Linked DNA regions of Mus musculus: region 2 is linked to region 1. Evidence: chromatin loops called from intact Hi-C (ENCODE). Cell type or tissue: heart. All regions are shown on one strand.

Region 1 (8,000 bases):
GGATTCCAGAGGGTGGTGACAACCTTCAGGTGGCACATGTCCCAGGCTGGTGAGCTGGGAAGCGAGGTGACACTATTAGCCTGTCACGTTGGCTGCTGCCTCGCCTCACTGAGTGAAGCCACTCAGACAGTGTTTGTTTTCCTTTGCTGCCTTTCTTCTCACTCCTACTAAATCGTTTTCTGTGATCTGAAATCAAGTTTCACCCCCAGTACCCACCCTGTGTTTTAAATCAAGAGCTGATCAGGATATTACCCCTCTTTGGCAATGTGAGTTGTTCCTTTCCTACAGTGTGTGTGTTTGTATGTGTGTGTGTGTGTGAGTGTGTGTGTGTGTGTGTGTGTGTGTGTGTGAGAGAGAGAGAGAAAGAGAGAGAGACAGAGAGACAGAGAGAGACAGAGACAGAGACAGACAGACATAATTAGAAAGACTGAGAGACTGGTAGAACAAACAAAGACTGGTGGTTGTTACGATCTCTGTTGACACCTGAGTACCTGAGCAGGCTTGGGTAGAATTCTGGGAAGCTATTGTCCGGATTCATTAGAAGAATATCTCAGCTGATCCCCAACCATGCCGAGTCAGGCCCCTCAGGGGGAAGGCACAGGCATTGGGCGGTTGGCAGTCCCCTGCTAGAGAAAGTCCATGGGTGGAGACAGCCGCACCCAGCTCCCTGAGGTGATCCAGGCAGGCATCTGGGGCTACAGCTATAGCAGGCAGGGTTATGAAAAGACCCTGCTGGAAGCAAAAACTGGATTATATTCTTTTGATAACGTTCTTCAGGCCAAGACCTCAGTGCCCACCTGTATAGACCAGTGACAGGCGAACGGGACGCTCCTGGATAGCCAAAAATGGAAGGAAGCATGGTTTATAATGAACAAATAGCAGGGCCTGGAAATTTCTAGATTGTTTTCCTTGAACAAGATTTAATATTTCATCCTAGTTTTGTTTTAGCTTGTCAAACTGAGGGCAGGCAGTCGCAGTGACATGGAGTCTCTGTCTGACAAAGGGTGATAAGGCTGCCCCTTATGTGCTAATTGACTTTCAGAAATTCCTGGAATGATTGAGGACGCTGCTGCTGGCGGGTGGCACTGCTGGTCTATCTTTTCCCGTGGGTTCTTCCTATCTAATCGGTTTCTTGAGCCTGTGGGATCCTCTTGTCCCCAGACAACAGTTGATGCTTTCCTCAGTCCCCACTCGGCCGTCTTGTCATCAGGGTCTCATGAAGTCAAAGAGGTGCTCAAAGCTTGAGGACCTTGTGATAACTGTCATGTCAGGACACCTCTGGGGCACACTGACATGCTCAGCAGAGAGGCTGGCTGTCACTTCACACCATCTTGCTAGATAGTAATTACCGCTCACCTTCCCTGGAGCAAAGCAGGCAACTTGCTCATTCAATGTAATGGTGGGAATTTTATCTCTGCAATTTTTCTAATGGAGAATTCTTTCTGGAGTAATGAGAGGAATAAAGCAGACACCCGGATATAGACATACCCACAGTGCCACCGCTGCCCATTGCTCTGCTCTGGCCATGAGATGTATGTTGCCATACTTTTAATTCTTGAGACACATACTCTTTTTGCACAGACTGGCTCCCCAGAACTTGCCACCCCAGCATCCTCTATGCATGGCATCTGGGAAGCCATATAGCTTCTAAGTTAGTAGAAGTAGGCAGTTGTTTTGTGCCTAGAGAATCAACAAGGAGCTGGGCTACAGCCCATCAACCCCTGCCCTTCCCTGTTGACAGCCATACCTACCCCTCTACAGCTCACAAAGGGAGAAGAGGACACTTGAGGGTCTGTAAAATCTAGATTTTCCTTCCAACTATTTAATTCCCAGAAATAACAACCCTGAGACTAATTATTAATGAATATCTAGGCTATAAGCTTTGGCTTATTCTCCAACTAGCTTGTAAGTCATTTTTCTGTTTATTCTCACCTGAGTTGAGCTGCCAGCTGGTTTATATCTGTCTCCTCAGCACTGTGGCATAAATCTCCAGTGCCTCCAATTATTTCCCAGAATTCTCTCTGGATGTCCTACCTCCTATTTCCTGCCTCAGCTCATTGGCCATACGCATTTTTATTGGCAGGTGATGCTTATAAGAGATTGTTTTTTCTATCAGAGCTGGTGCCTATAGCTGCAGGTGGAAGAGTTTCTGGGAAGCACTCGTGTGTCCTTCAGTGAAGACAGTGTTTCCTCCGCCTCTGAGATCGTGGCTGTAGGAATTTGGCAAAGTCTAGGCATGAGGTGGAGATTCCTGGAAGCCACTCTTGGCCTGTGTATTCTGAGGCCTTCCCAGAAGCACCCAGTAGGACCAGTTTCAGGTTCTCACCACTGTTTTCACACAAGCTCTCATGCTTGGAGTGACCTTTTAAGTACCAAAGCAAGAGTCTGTGGGGAGTCTTAAGCAGACAGAAGTCACACCTAGTGCTCAGACACACTTTAAAGGTGGGAATCTTCCGGAATCAGACTTTGCCCGGCTGAGGAACTTGGGTTACTCCCTTGGGGCTGAGAAGTGAGTAATCACAGTTTATCAAAACAATCATTCAGATGCATTGTGGAGCATGATCGTGTAGACCTGGAGGCAGGGGAGCTCTGCAGGGCTGCACAGTGTCCTGGATCAGCTCCTAGGCAGCTGAGGAGCTGACTGGGAATCCAGAGAATTCCTAGCTTACATCATGCTTGTGCTCTGCAGGGCTCGTGGGGAACAGGGACAGCAGGGTTAGCTTGAGGTGCTGTGACCCAACAGAACTACATGCACTGAAAGTTGGGTCCAGCCACATATTGTTGCCCTCAGGAGTCTGAGTTTTTTACCTTGGCATTGGCCTTTGGTAATTTTATTTTTTCGTCTTCACTCTTTACATATTAAAGGCAAATAGTGCATCCTTCAGCTTGGTAGCAAATTCCTAGTTGACCTGTCATGAGGTTTTGTGCAGTGTCTTAAGAGTCCCAGTTTTCTTAGAAGCAGTCAATAACTGGGTCCAGAACCAACACAAGCAGTGTATGCATGTTTCTACTGCCTGGAACCCAAGCAGGCAGTGTGTGCATGTCCCCACCACCTCGGTCCTGTGCAGGCCACTCATGCCTACCTCCTCCACCAGACTGCATATCTTCACCTTACAGATATACACCTCATCTCTTGCTCACCCCTCCATTAAGAGGCCCAGAGCTAACAAACAGATTGTGGGTTGTCAGACACTTGCTTAATGGAATTATTGTCCAGGCCATCAGGCTGGTTGTATGGCCCAACACAACTACATGCACTGCATGCTTCTCAGGGGACGTGAAGTGATGAGGGAGGCCCGTCACCAGCTGCACCGGCTGTGCTTTATGTCCCGTCTTTAAAGAGCAAGAACAGACATGGTACTGAGAAAGTTCAGCCATGCTGTCCCTAAGCCCGTCAGTCCCCGTGTGTAGGTTTGTCCTGTTGTATATGATGATTTGTGGCCAACAAAGGTCAAAAAAGAGGGCTACTGGGCACTCATCCTGAAACTACGTTATCACTATTGGATTCCTGTTGTCAGAGCAACCCGGACTCTCAACATTCTTCAGGACTGTTATATGAGCTCACCAGGCCCCTGGGCTGTAGGCCAGCATCTGCACTGGGACTTTAAGCTGCATATGAAGGCATCTGGTAGTACCTGCCTGATGCACTCCTTAGTGTGGAATATGCTTATAAAAATTCAGCCCCCTGACTGACCAGTTCCTATGTGTTCGAGTGGACTCTATAAGTACCTGAACTGCGTGAGCTTGCCCAACACCTCTGCAAGGGAGAGCCTAGGGTCCTAGTCAGATGCTGAGTGTGTGAGTTTGAGACAAATGGGTTCTCATCGGCTCAGATTGGGGAATCCTAAGAGGAGAACCTTGCTTGTTGGGCTCTCCCTGAAGAAATATAGTTACAGGAATGTGTGTGAGGAGATGACCCTATTTCAAGATAGCCTAGCATATAATCTGGGTGACAGTGGGCTGGGGAGTCATGGGCATGTGCCAACCACCTATCCCTCTGCCCATGGTGGGGAATTGCAGGCTGGTCTCCAGTTGAGCTGAGGTTTGAACCCCGGTGGTGATAATTCACCTTCATGAATGGTAGGCGTTCCCTCATGCTCCTAGAACTCTGGCTCCTGCCTAAGTTACTGCCCCCCACAGCCCCCACAAGAGAAGCATGGCTAGAAGTCACATAGGCAATGGCCCAAGCTTCTGATCTTCAGGCTAAACTCCTCCCCAGTTACCTAGCAACAGTAAAGACCATAAAAAGGGCTATTCAGCCCCTGCTTGCTCTCTTACCTCTTATGCTCTTACGTCTCTCTTGCTTTTTACCCCTCACTCTCACCCCCTTTCTCTTTGTCTTCTCTCCTCTCTTTTCTCTGTCTTCTCCTCTTCTCTCTCCCTCTTACTCTCTTTCTCTCTAGCCTTTCTCCTCTCTCTCTCTCTCTCTCTCTCTCTCTCTCTCTCTCTCTCTCTCTCCCTTCTCTCTTTCTCCCTGCATTTCTATAATAAATCTCTTAAAACCATAGAGAGTCTCTGCTCATCAAGATCCACCGCCCTCATCTCTCTCTCCTATAACCCTGGGGCTTTAGCAAGGTAGCTCCGGGGCTCCCCAGGTAGGGCTGCACCTTGGCCACCCCCTGAAGAGTGGGATAGAGGAATGCCCACCCAGGGATGAGTGGAAGATAGTTAGCAGCCCTCCCACACCTGACTGACCAGCGTATAGGTGGAACTCTGGCGGGGTGTGGGCCTTTTCCCTTCCCCCTCTTCCCCAGGGCCCCCTTTTTTAGTTCCCACAGCCCATGACTGTACCGGGCCCAAGCTTGGCTCAGGCCTGTGACTTCAGCATCTGTCTTGACTGCCCACCCACTGAAGTGACCTATTTATTCACACTGGGGCAGGAGTCACTCCTCACACACAGTTTTTGCTTCATAGTACACAGGGAGTCTGCTCCTTGTGCCCTGTCAGGAAGGGTGTTTTGTAACCTGCATGTTCAGTCACAGTGACTACCATTTATTTCCTCCTGCCATAGCTGCTGCCATCAAATGGGACTCTACCTTTTGCATATTAGCACAGCTTCTCTTCCGCCTCAACTCAACATCCTCATTTTCTTTTCATGCTGACTTCTTCCCTACACATTTTACCACGATAGCATGTGCGCCCTTCGCTGAGAAGTTTGACATTTTCCTAGAGTCAAGCCATTTCCCCTCACAGGCCCTTGCTGAAGGGTGCCATGCACTCCTGTGGGCCTGGGACTCTGGAGCCTTAGTTGAGGCTCTCACTGAAGTCTAAAGCAGCAGAGACAGAGAACACTGGGGCACTGTGCAGACACACAGAAGGAGAGCAGCTTTCACCAGAGCCAGCATGCTGCTCTCATGACTGGGATGCAGAGGACCAGGGCCCACTCTGACAGGAAAGCAATGAGCATACAGAGCCCAGAAATGCCGAGACTGATTGGTGTGATCCAAGCCAGGCACAGAACCAGACCAGGGACGTCCCTTGCACAAAGTGTATCAGGTCTCTGCTTCTCACAGCCTGCCGTTCTTGTCCAGGTCCCACCACCCGTGGGATTTGATGTCTGGTAGGTAGCCTCCTGAGGCAGGGTGTAAAGCAGACAGGAAGCACGTGTGCCAGGGCGCTGCATGCTGTGCCACCTCTGAACTGAGGAAACAGGATTCCTAGTGGTGATGTAAGCATTATTGAAAAGAAAACATGGCTTCCAGTTTCCCCATCCAGTGGCTGCCTCCCAAGTAAAACTCTAGGGGTATAGAAAATCCTTCAGGTTATTAACTTAACCTATAAATATGTATAAGCACGAGGTGACAACATTCCATTCAGAATGGAACTGGATTCCCGTTCCCTAACGCGCTGGGTTTATGACAGTCTAGGTGAAGGCGTCTGGAGCAAGGCCAGGGAAAGGCTGTAGGAGATAATCCGTCTCAGCTCTGATAAACAAGCTGGGGATGGACTCCAGAGAGAGCCTGTTTGCAAATGCAAAGCCAGCAGCATTTAGCCAGTGTAAGTTGTTCCTTCATTTGTATCACAGCCCCTTCCTACATCCTGGCTTTAATCAGACTGGCTTGTTTAGCAAGGTTTCTATAGGGTTAATAGAGATGAATTGAGGTCTCCATAAAAACTCTGGGGTACTCTGCCCTTTCTAGCATCCCTCAGATCTTCCATTGACACCTCACCTCGCCTCCCACCAGCATTGGCACCCATTCAGTGTGTCTTATGCCTGATGACCAGATAGGAGGTTGTTAACCCATCTCTGAGGATAAAGTCAGAAAAGATCCAGGACAGAGGGTGAGGAGATGCTGGCCTTGTCTTTTGAAAAACTCTTCTTCCTTCTTGAACATAATCTTGGCTGCTCTGCTTGAAGAGTACCACCATGGGTGGCAAGCATGGGTGTTCTCACCTTGGTGCCCACTGTGTATGGGCACCTAGTGCTTGTCTGTCCATTTTCCTGGCCACCAGTATGTGGTCACACCACCAGTATATGGTTATGCCACCAGTATATGGTTACTCCACCAAGGTTCGTCTGTCATCTTGACTTCATGTTCTCTGACCTTGTCTCACTGTCTCTACTGTCTGCTTTTGATTCTTCCTGAACCCAAATAATATAAGATGGGCCAGGTCTCCTGGAGCAGCCCAAACCTTACTCTTATTCACCAGAATGGCCGTGTACCGTATGAGTTTCCACACAAGTCATCAGAGGGTTGGGGCTGCCCCAGTACATTGACTTCGTAAACTCATAGCTCCAAAGATTCAATTAAATAGGCCAGTTGTCACCTGGGAAATTCCAGTTTGTCTGAGATTATGACATGCAGACCATCTGGTATCTTTCCATAGGAAGGGATCCCTGCAGTCAATTGGCACTTTTTACATTAACAATACTCTCCTTGCTACAACCCAAGGGTCATCAAGAAATGAGTTAGATTGTTTTGACTTTTATTGAGCAGAGACACCACTTATGGTGCAGTTGAGTCTGAGAGCAGATTAGCAGGCACTGGGCCACTGGGTTTTAAGGTGGGATTCTGAGGCTCAGTCCATGGTCCAACTTTCCCTGCTGCCCTGGAAGTGATATCACGTGTAAGAAGCTAACGTGTCCCTCTGTGCCTCGAATGTTCCCTTCCTAAGCCCTCTCATTCAGTCACCTGACTACATAGTCACACCCTGTGAGAATGCACGGCCTCTACTCTGCAAAGAAGCCCCGAGTTCTCTAGGGCAGTATCTGGATGAACCATGGGAAGACTGCAGAGTCTTGTTCATCTCCAGTGAGGATGCTACATGCATGGCTTCTCTTGCCAAGATTTCTAAGGTAGAAAGAATCCAAACACATATGGCTGGGTCTAGTTTCCTAAATGCAACAAACACTATCCCCAGCCAAGCAATAAAGGTTGGAGCTGGCTCCTGTGAGGTTGAATTCATGGTAGGGATACACTGGCTAACAGAGTTGTATTGTACAGAACAGGAAGCTCTCATCAGAGGAACCAAGAAGACAGTGTCTTTGAGCTGATTTATTAAGGAGAAGGTTGATGATAATAGACAGAGAGGAACAGCACCCAGAAACCAGACCTAGGCATCCAGAGTGAAGAAAGCCAAAAGCCCGAGAAGAGCCTGTGTTTTAGAAGAGCTTCGAATGCTTTCCATGTGGTCCTCTTGCACCGTGGTATTAGATATGTTCTATGATCGGTAATTTCACCTATGCCATTGGCTGGGTCATAGGGAGATGGGTCAGATGGGCATAGTCTTTCCTTAGAGAATTTGCCACTTTCCTGGAATCTTTTTCTGGACTTTCTTGGGCCCTTTCCCTTGACTGACAGTCTGGAGGAGAAGAAAACAGTTTAGTGACTTGGCCATGTTGTAGATTTAGATAGAATTTTCTGAAATCATGAGATATAGCATCCCCCTCCCTCCACTCTACCAGGCTTGATGCCCCAGTGAGCTGGAAATGGTAAAGCTGACGGACCCCCTTTAGTCATCTTCTCCCAGGCTTTTCACATAACAAGAGGCTGCTTGGC
Region 2 (8,000 bases), 140 kb before region 1:
CCTGAGGATCCTCACTTAGCACATTTCCTACTTATAGAGGGTTGGCTGTGGGCACGGAAGACGACCATGAGTGACGGCTGTTGAAATAAAACAGGAGCCAATAAAGGAGCAATGAGTCACACTGTGGTCACAGTTATACCAGCCAAGCTCTTGTAAACGGTAGGGCTGTGGGACACAAGTGAGCCCACACCGGGCTGACTCGCTGGGAGTCTTCATGGACGCCTGGCATGACGACTGCCCAGCTGTCACTGTCATGTGCTTGTAATAGCACCTACAAAAGACATAACGGGTCTTTAGCTTTTCCCTGTCTTTAAGGGACTATGAGGCTCTGATCTCTCTCTCTCTCTCTCTTCCCTGACTCTCTTCTCTCTCCCCCCTCTCTCTGTTGTTTTCTGGCTCATTAAAGGGTGGGTATTCCCAATTTTGGACTAGACCTTTCAAACCATCATTGAAAATAAACATTTTCATAAGTTCATTATTTTAGGTATCTTGGTCTATCTGATTAATATAAAGAATCGGTGTCAGGAGTGAGATCATTGGTACAGCTATATTGGCAAGATGGAGGAGGCTTTGCTTTATAGGGGGAGCTTGGAGGGCCTCAAAGGAGCAGCCAGAAAAACCTGGAGCACATTGAGGAGACTGTATTGGCAATTCTGCGCAAGCTCAGAACAGAATGTAGAAGAAAATGTAGACAGTAGAGGCCATCTTGATGAGGTTTCAGATGAACATGAACAGAACAGTCTCCTGGGAACTATAAAGAGGCTATCCGTATTTGTACTACAACATAAAAAAATGATTGCATTTTGTCCGTGTCCTGGGACTTGTTAAGACTGAGCTTAAAAGGTGACAGACAACTCCTCTGGTGGAGAGAATTCGAAGGCAGCACAGTGTCCAGACAGATGAGTGAGTGTAACTCTTCTTTAGCCAACTTTATAAGTGAGGATCAGCATCAAAGGGGGAGCAGAATAGCAGGATCTGGAAAACCTGTGGCACGGCCAAGAAAGAAGTGTCTATTTTTGTTCTATCCAGGGCAGGTACAGTCAACAGTTCAACATAAAGCACCCAAGTGCTCCAGGCCTTTACCAGAGGCTCAGAAGTGTAGAAATGCAAATGTGTTTCAGAGATTTTTCCAGGGCAGATTCCCCCACCCCCAACCCAAAGAGCCCTGGAGTGTTCTGCATGCCCAGAACTGTCCTTGGATTCAGATCCACTTCCTTCTGCTCAGCCCGTGAAATGTCCCAAGGGTACCATAAATATGGCTCAAGCATACCTGTTGGTTCAAGCACACCTCACAATCGTCTCCACCATACTGGTTCTGCAGATGGGCAGAGGGTACGAGTTGTTATGCTGTCAGAGGCTTCCAGTGGGATTTCAAGGAAATGCTCTCGATGCCAGGGCAGTGTGTGGCAGGATCAGAGATGATCCGTGCAGTCATCAATAGGACAGTGGAGACCCAGGAATATGAAGCATGTGTTTGGAAAACTATCGATAGCGTGGGAAGCCTGCCTGGGAGAGCAGTCATGTGTGTTGCAACCAGCCATGTTGTAAGGGTGGAGTTCCTCAGAGTTCATGGCCCATGATCATGATCCTTAGAAGTTGCCATGGAGACTATGACTTCAAGTTATGTTTTCCTTGCTGAGTTTCAGTCTTGGCCTGGTACCTCCTCTCTGCTTCTCTCTATTCTTCATTTTTAGAGTATGAATCTGGGTGTCGAAGGTTTGTTACAGGGGCTCCTGGTCAAGTTTGTCTGGAATCTCAAGGGAGTCTTCAGACGTGTCCCTTGGGGTGACACTGAACAGGTGAGACTTGGATAATCCTGGGATGGACTGAGGGTCTTTTGCACTGTGAGATGGACATGAGCCTTTGGGGATAGCAATAAAATGCTGTATTTAGGTGTCTGGTATCCCCCATTGGGTGCGTGTCAAAGGCTCCTCACGGCAGTGCCACTGGGAAGTAGAAGAAGATAGAGATAGACTAACTGGCCCTTAGATGCCGAGGGCATGGCCTGCGGAGAAAATCCCACGGGTCTCTGGGATTTTCCTCCTCTCTGTTGGCCTCCTGGATGTGAAGTTTCTTCTGTCTCATTTTCCCTATCAGTACCCGAAATGCCCCAAAAGCTGAGTCCATCCAAGCGTGGGCTGGAACTATTAAAACCACGAGACACAGTAAACCTTTCTCTTCACAAGCTAATTGTCTCAGGTTTTTTGTTACAGTAATGAGTAATGGCAAGCTGATTAAAGAGAGCTTTGTGTTTTCCTTTTGAGGAAATGATGTTGCTGTCGTGGTTGGCTTAGAAAGGAAATTTCTGTGAGCTTCATTTTTTTTTTTTCATGGCAGTTTCTCTGTATAGCCCTGGCTGTCCTGGAACTCACTCTGTAGACCAGGCTGGCCTCAATCTCAGAGATCTGAGTGCCTCTGACTCCTGAGTGCTGGGATTAAATTGTGTGCGCCACCATGCCTGGCTTGAAAAAATTTTAAACTATTATTTAAAATTCACTATACATGAATACATGCCGATGTGTTATACAAAGTCCTTCTCAATAATATTTCAGATATGTCAAGCATCTCTCCTCCTCCCCCTTCTTCTCCTGCCATCCCCTTTGTCACCCTAGCATTATTTTTATTCCCATGTTCTACATGTATGTGTGATTCTGTGTGTCTGTATAAATCCTATTACTCACAGACGAGAAAAGAAAGATATGATATGTATCTTTCCGAATCTGACTCATTTTCTTTGGTACAGTGATCGCCAGTCGCACCCATTTTCCCACAAATACTTCTTTCTTTATGGCTAAATAAAACCCTATTGTGCATCTGTGGTACATCTCGCCCACATCTGTGGTACATCTCGCCCACATCTGTCATGGGCATCTAGGTTGACCATAATAAACTTGGCCAGCATGAGCAGTGCTGCAGTGAACACATGAATATTTGCAAGTATCTCTAAGACACGTCGGCATTGGGTCTTACTAAGGAGGGGTATAACAGGCTAATCTGGAAAGTTCTATTTTTAGTTTTTGTAAGAGCCCCCTCCACTGATTTCCACATTGGCTGCACCATTCCCCAGAGATGCATAAAGAGGATCGAACATTTTCAATGACATGTTCGCCTCCCATTCTCCCTCTCGTCAGTAGATCAGCCAGTAGCTCAGGACAGAAAGAGAATGGGGTCCTGGAAAGTTTTCTGTAGATGACCGGGTCTGGGAATGTCAGATCGTTCCCTCAGACTTGAGATCTCCGTCAGTCAGAGCAGCAAAAACATGTTTTTCCTAGTCTAAAACCACTCACAAATCATGGGTTATAAGTTACAACAACAAAATCTCAGTCCTGTTCAGAACTGACACACATCCGCACCCAGCACGTATCAGAGGACTACAGGCCGTTCACTGTGGGTTCTGTGCATGGCTGTGTAGTGGGTGGCTGTCTCCCCTGAACGGGACTTTCAGGGACAGTCTAGGGCACTGGCAGGGGCCCCCAACCACCAACGGCTGGCTTGGAGGCCGCAACAAGGGGAATTGGTAATACATGGCTTATATTTCCCTTAAAATAAATATCTGCTGAAAAATTAAAGGGAAACGTGGTTGGCCAAATGTATTTGGGTTTTAATCAAACCAGAGTTATGTGAAAAATAGCCCGAATACTCAAATAACTGAGGCCACTGTCAAGAACTCACAACAGTGTCTGTGGAGGGCGAGCTGGCTTCAGATCTAACCTGAGGGCCAGGTAGCCACAGCCAGGGTGGGCTCTGACAATTCGAGGAATGAGTTTATATATTTCTGAATCTGGAGCACACATAAGAGAACAAGGTTTTCCCTTAACTCCCCTTGGAGAGGTCCCCAACACCCCATCTACTGCATGAAGTTGTCTATTGCATGAAGGGGCTTACATAGGAGCCTAGGAAGCAAGGAACCAGGTGTGTGTGTGTTGCGGGGGGGGGGGGGGAATCTCAGTGGCAGACAGAGCAAGTGGACCTAGATCCCAGGATGGCTGTGCCCTGAGACAGTATGGAAGGATGGCTGCATCCTTGGAGATGTGACCAGTGTGGCCCCCAAGGCACCAAGAGACTGTTTGGAGACCTTATTTTATTCTGAGTGTTCATGTTCGAGAGGAAAGATAGAGGCTATCTGTATTCTGCTTTATCCGACAGGCCTGGATGTCCCCTGGCCATCAAGAGCAGGGCATAACATTCAGGGTCCTGGTTGAACCTCCTAGGAAAAGCGTTTGCTTCACTGCTAGGAAATGAAACAGATCACTGATTAAGGCCCATCCTGAGATGTTAAGAACCAGCAAGTGAGAAGGAGAGCTCTGAGGCCAGCCTGCAAGGTAGTTGGGAAGCGCTCAGACCCAAGCCGACTCCGCCCTTTAACTTCAGCTCTACACAGCCTAGGAACCATCTCCAAGCTGCCTGCACCTGCAAGCATTGGTCACCGTGGCTAGGTGGTCTGCAGGGCACCTGCCAGGCCAGGTGTGCCTAGTGAGGTGAGCTTGCCAGGTATGTGGGCCACTTCACAAGCTCTTCATAGCCACTCCTTCTCCTTGGTAGAAACCAAGTGGAACAAGTAGCCTCAGGTCACTGAAACTGAAAACTGTCACCCTTTCTTCTCCAAGTGAGCCCATAATCCACTTTGGGGCTCTGAACAGAACCACAGTCAAGCCAGTGAGTGCTCTCTGCTCTCTGCCAGGTCCATGTGAACCAGAAAAGCACTACACACATACACAGGGGATGTGAGACAAGCAGAGTCCCAGCTGTGAGACACGGGAGTCCCCATGTTTGGCTGGGGTTTCTGTGGACACTCGACATTGGCCACGGTTGCTGATCAAATGTCCTCAGAGGATAGTGAGGGCAGAAACCTGGCAGCAAGTCTCAGCCAAGGCCTGGCAGCCGTTCCCAGAACCTGGCTGGGCTTGCAGCACACCCGGCTGATCTGCAGCTCTGATTGGGATCTTCCTCCAACAGCTTCCCCACCGAGTGAAGGCAGAGTCCCATTCAAACAAGGGCCTCTGGGGGCCAGCTCTCTGTCTCCAGAATCCAGAAGCATTCGTTCCTGGGGCACAAACACAAACACAAACCGCACCAGGAGGAAAAGCAGACACAAACAAAACCGAGTGCCTTCCTTCACAGCAGAGAAACTATCGCTAATGACATGAACATTGGACAGCATCTCACCCGTGATCCGCCAGGCTCCTTGCAGCTGGGTAACCTCAGGCATATTTCTGTCTAGTTTTAACTTGTCAGATATAGATATATATATTTTTAAGCAAAACTAAACAAAACACTACAGGCCTATTTTGGCCTGCCCTTGACTTGAATGCTCACACATGTCTAAATTCTGAGCTGGTTCTGGGCTGTTCCTGTGTCTTCAGGTAGTTAGGGATCCAGGATTCTCTGTGCATCTGAGTGCGGACTCCCAAGATTCCTCCTGTTTGTGGGGACACACAAGATTCCAGTATGTGTGTGCACACTGTGACCTGGGGTACAGGGTGTTAGTGTCCATGCCTCTTTCTTATGTGGTCTTTTACCAAATACCAGCATGATGGGATTGGACAGTGGTGCTGATGGGGAACTTTGAGGATCTGCCCTGTGAGAGCCACCGTAGACAGGGAAGTATCCACAGCAATACGGTAGCCTATCCTTCTGTCTTCAGTGGTAATGTAGGTCGATGGCAGCATGACAAGCCGAGGGACAGCTCAAGAGAATAGGGGCCACTATCCAGGGAGTTCGTCTTCTGTGTAGCAAGCACTGTAGAGCTATTTAGGCACAGTGCTCTTGCCTGCTTAGGTGACACCCACAGCTGAGCTTCTCAGGCCTGTGGCACCTTTCTCCCTCAAAGTTTCCTCATAGCCCCCAAGTTCCCCTGGGAGGAGCAAAAGCCTGAATTCCAGCCAGGCCATCTCAGCAAACCTCTGTTTATCACTTCTGTCTGTTTAAGTTTCTAGGCAAGGGTTCTTTAAAAAAAGGGATCTGAGTCCAAGGCTAAAATCAGTCTTTGGAAACCCATACTTTAAGCCTTGGATTGATGCTGTGTGCTTAGCATGTGAAAATACATGGAATTCTGATCCACTGTGTTTCGGCCCAACTTGCATGCCCCACTCACTCCACTGGAGGATACTCGCCTGCCTCACAGGCGGCAGGACCCTAACACAGTCACACCTGGGGAGGCAGTCCAGGAGAAACCTGCTGCCCGTGTGGACTGAGACGAGGGATTGGAGAAGTCAGCGTCATTTCACTAGCTGATTGTCAGAGACACTTTACTGGAAAAAATAACATTTGAGCTCACAGAAATACAACTGGGAAGCCAACAGAAGCCTAAACTATTATCACCTACAGAAAAGGGATGAGTCAACCAAGGTAAGTCAGTATCTAGATGGAATCAAATCAACAGTTTTAGACATCTGTCATGTGAGTGACAGAAACAAAACCAGGTCTCGGTTCCTGCCCTCTGGATTAGAGAGACTGGATTAAAATTCTGTTAAGCTCTTAATCCCCTGTGTTGGGTGCTGAAATCATCATGTCTGGGCAGACATACAAAGTCAGTTATTTCCAGAAGTTAGTTATTATGTAATATAACCATCTAGGCATGGCTTCCAGATATGCATTTGTCTGTGAGCAAGTTGAATGGGGATTTTCCTGAGCACTGGGGACAACAGCCTGGTCATGGTTCTCCGGTGTCTCCTCAGACCCTTGTAGGTTTGGTAGTAGTATTGGAAATCACATGCTGGGCAGAGCCTCCTGGGCCTGCTTGACTCAGGCTGAAGCATCTCTGTAGAGGACAGAGAGGACTTACCTTTTCAGGCCAGCTCATACCTGGAGATGGGAGCCCTGTGGAGCCACGGCTTGTTCTTTGTCACTGTCTATCAACTTGCACCTCTCCCTCAACCCAGGACACATCAGGAGCTCTTGAGTTCTGTAGAGAAATAGAACCAGTAGTATGAATATATATATATATACATATATATTTATATATGTACACATATACACAAATATATGTATATAATAAATCCCTTTCAATGTATATTTATATACACATATACACATACGTATATACTTATATATGCATGTATCTACACACACATACATATACATGTACACACACATATATGTATATAGATATACATATACACACTATATATATGTATATATGTGTGTGTGTATATACATATACATACATACATATACACACACACACATATATATGTACAAAATGTAATAAACCTATATATATATATATATATATAGGTTTATTAGATTGTCTTATGTAGTAGACACTGTCTGCAAACTGGAGAGGCTGAGAACCTGGTAGTTTCTCCGTCTATCATACTGAATGCCTTGACATCCCACCCTGGTGCTGAAGGCCTGGAGGACAATCTCTAGTCTACAGTTCACATGGGAAGGCTGAGAATCTGGGTTCTAATAGCAGAAAGCCAGAAGTAACAGCACAGATGCACTCACTAGCAAGAAGGGAAGGCAGGCAGGCAAGGGGCACGGCTTTCCCTGACATTTCTTATATCTGGGTTGCCTTCCCGCTCTGGGGGAGGGTTTTTCCCACGCTCACCTCTGTAAGGTACCCATACAGATCCACCCAGAGATGTGTCTCTTGTCTGACACCAGAGACAATCCAGTTGGCAGTCACACCTTGTTTCTAGGGAATCACAGCGAGTCAGACACACATAGAAGTGTAGCACCCAGCACTGAGTGCTGTTCACAGGTACCAGGTGACAGCAACAGATCTCACATGTGGACAGCATGAAGCAAGTGCAGAGGCGTCTTTCAGCCACAGGGGCTGGGTGCCTGGCAGCACCATCACTTTGGGAGGATGAGGGCAAGTAGGTGTTCACTGAGGTGGGCAGCAGATGACCTGTCAGAGCGGTGGGCAGAGCTCTGAGCAACGCTGTGTATAGCGGCCTGTGGCCAAGCCCTGACCCTTGTACTGGTCATCACAGACAGTCTCCCATGCACACTTGGGATGAGGAGTCGGGGTGGTTCATCTGCCCCTCGGCACA

Evidence for each region. A loop is a pair of places that touch in the nucleus more often than their neighbours do. Peaks named below come from ENCODE experiments on the same cell type or tissue, not always from the same donor. Only the 100,000 strongest peaks of a DNase experiment are listed, where the experiment ranks them.
Region 2: it touches region 1 in a loop (2.4-fold over the local background); 3 of 42 quality-filtered maps call a loop at or near these places.

Annotation. Positions count from the first base shown.
Region 1 is chr17:14,381,631-14,389,630 of GRCm38, forward strand. The region is part of intron 9 of Smoc2 (SPARC related modular calcium binding 2); the gene reads left to right. 4930474M22Rik (RIKEN cDNA 4930474M22 gene) reads right to left here. Exons shown (of 3, transcript NR_027986.1): 3 at 7,477-7,803. Among named protein-coding and RNA genes, the nearest start is that of 4930474M22Rik, 13 kb to the right of the region's middle. In heart, no CTCF peak of the experiment used is centred here; a DNase peak (open chromatin) is centred at 3,571; H3K27me3 peaks cover 7,285 bases.
Region 2 is chr17:14,239,978-14,247,977 of GRCm38, forward strand. It overlaps Gm34772 (a long non-coding RNA gene), which reads right to left. Exons shown (of 4, transcript XR_385416.3): 4 at 6,441-6,904. Among named protein-coding and RNA genes, the nearest start is that of Gm34567, 5.7 kb to the right of the region's middle. In heart, no CTCF peak of the experiment used is centred here; a DNase peak (open chromatin) is centred at 4,824; H3K27me3 peaks cover 4,388 bases.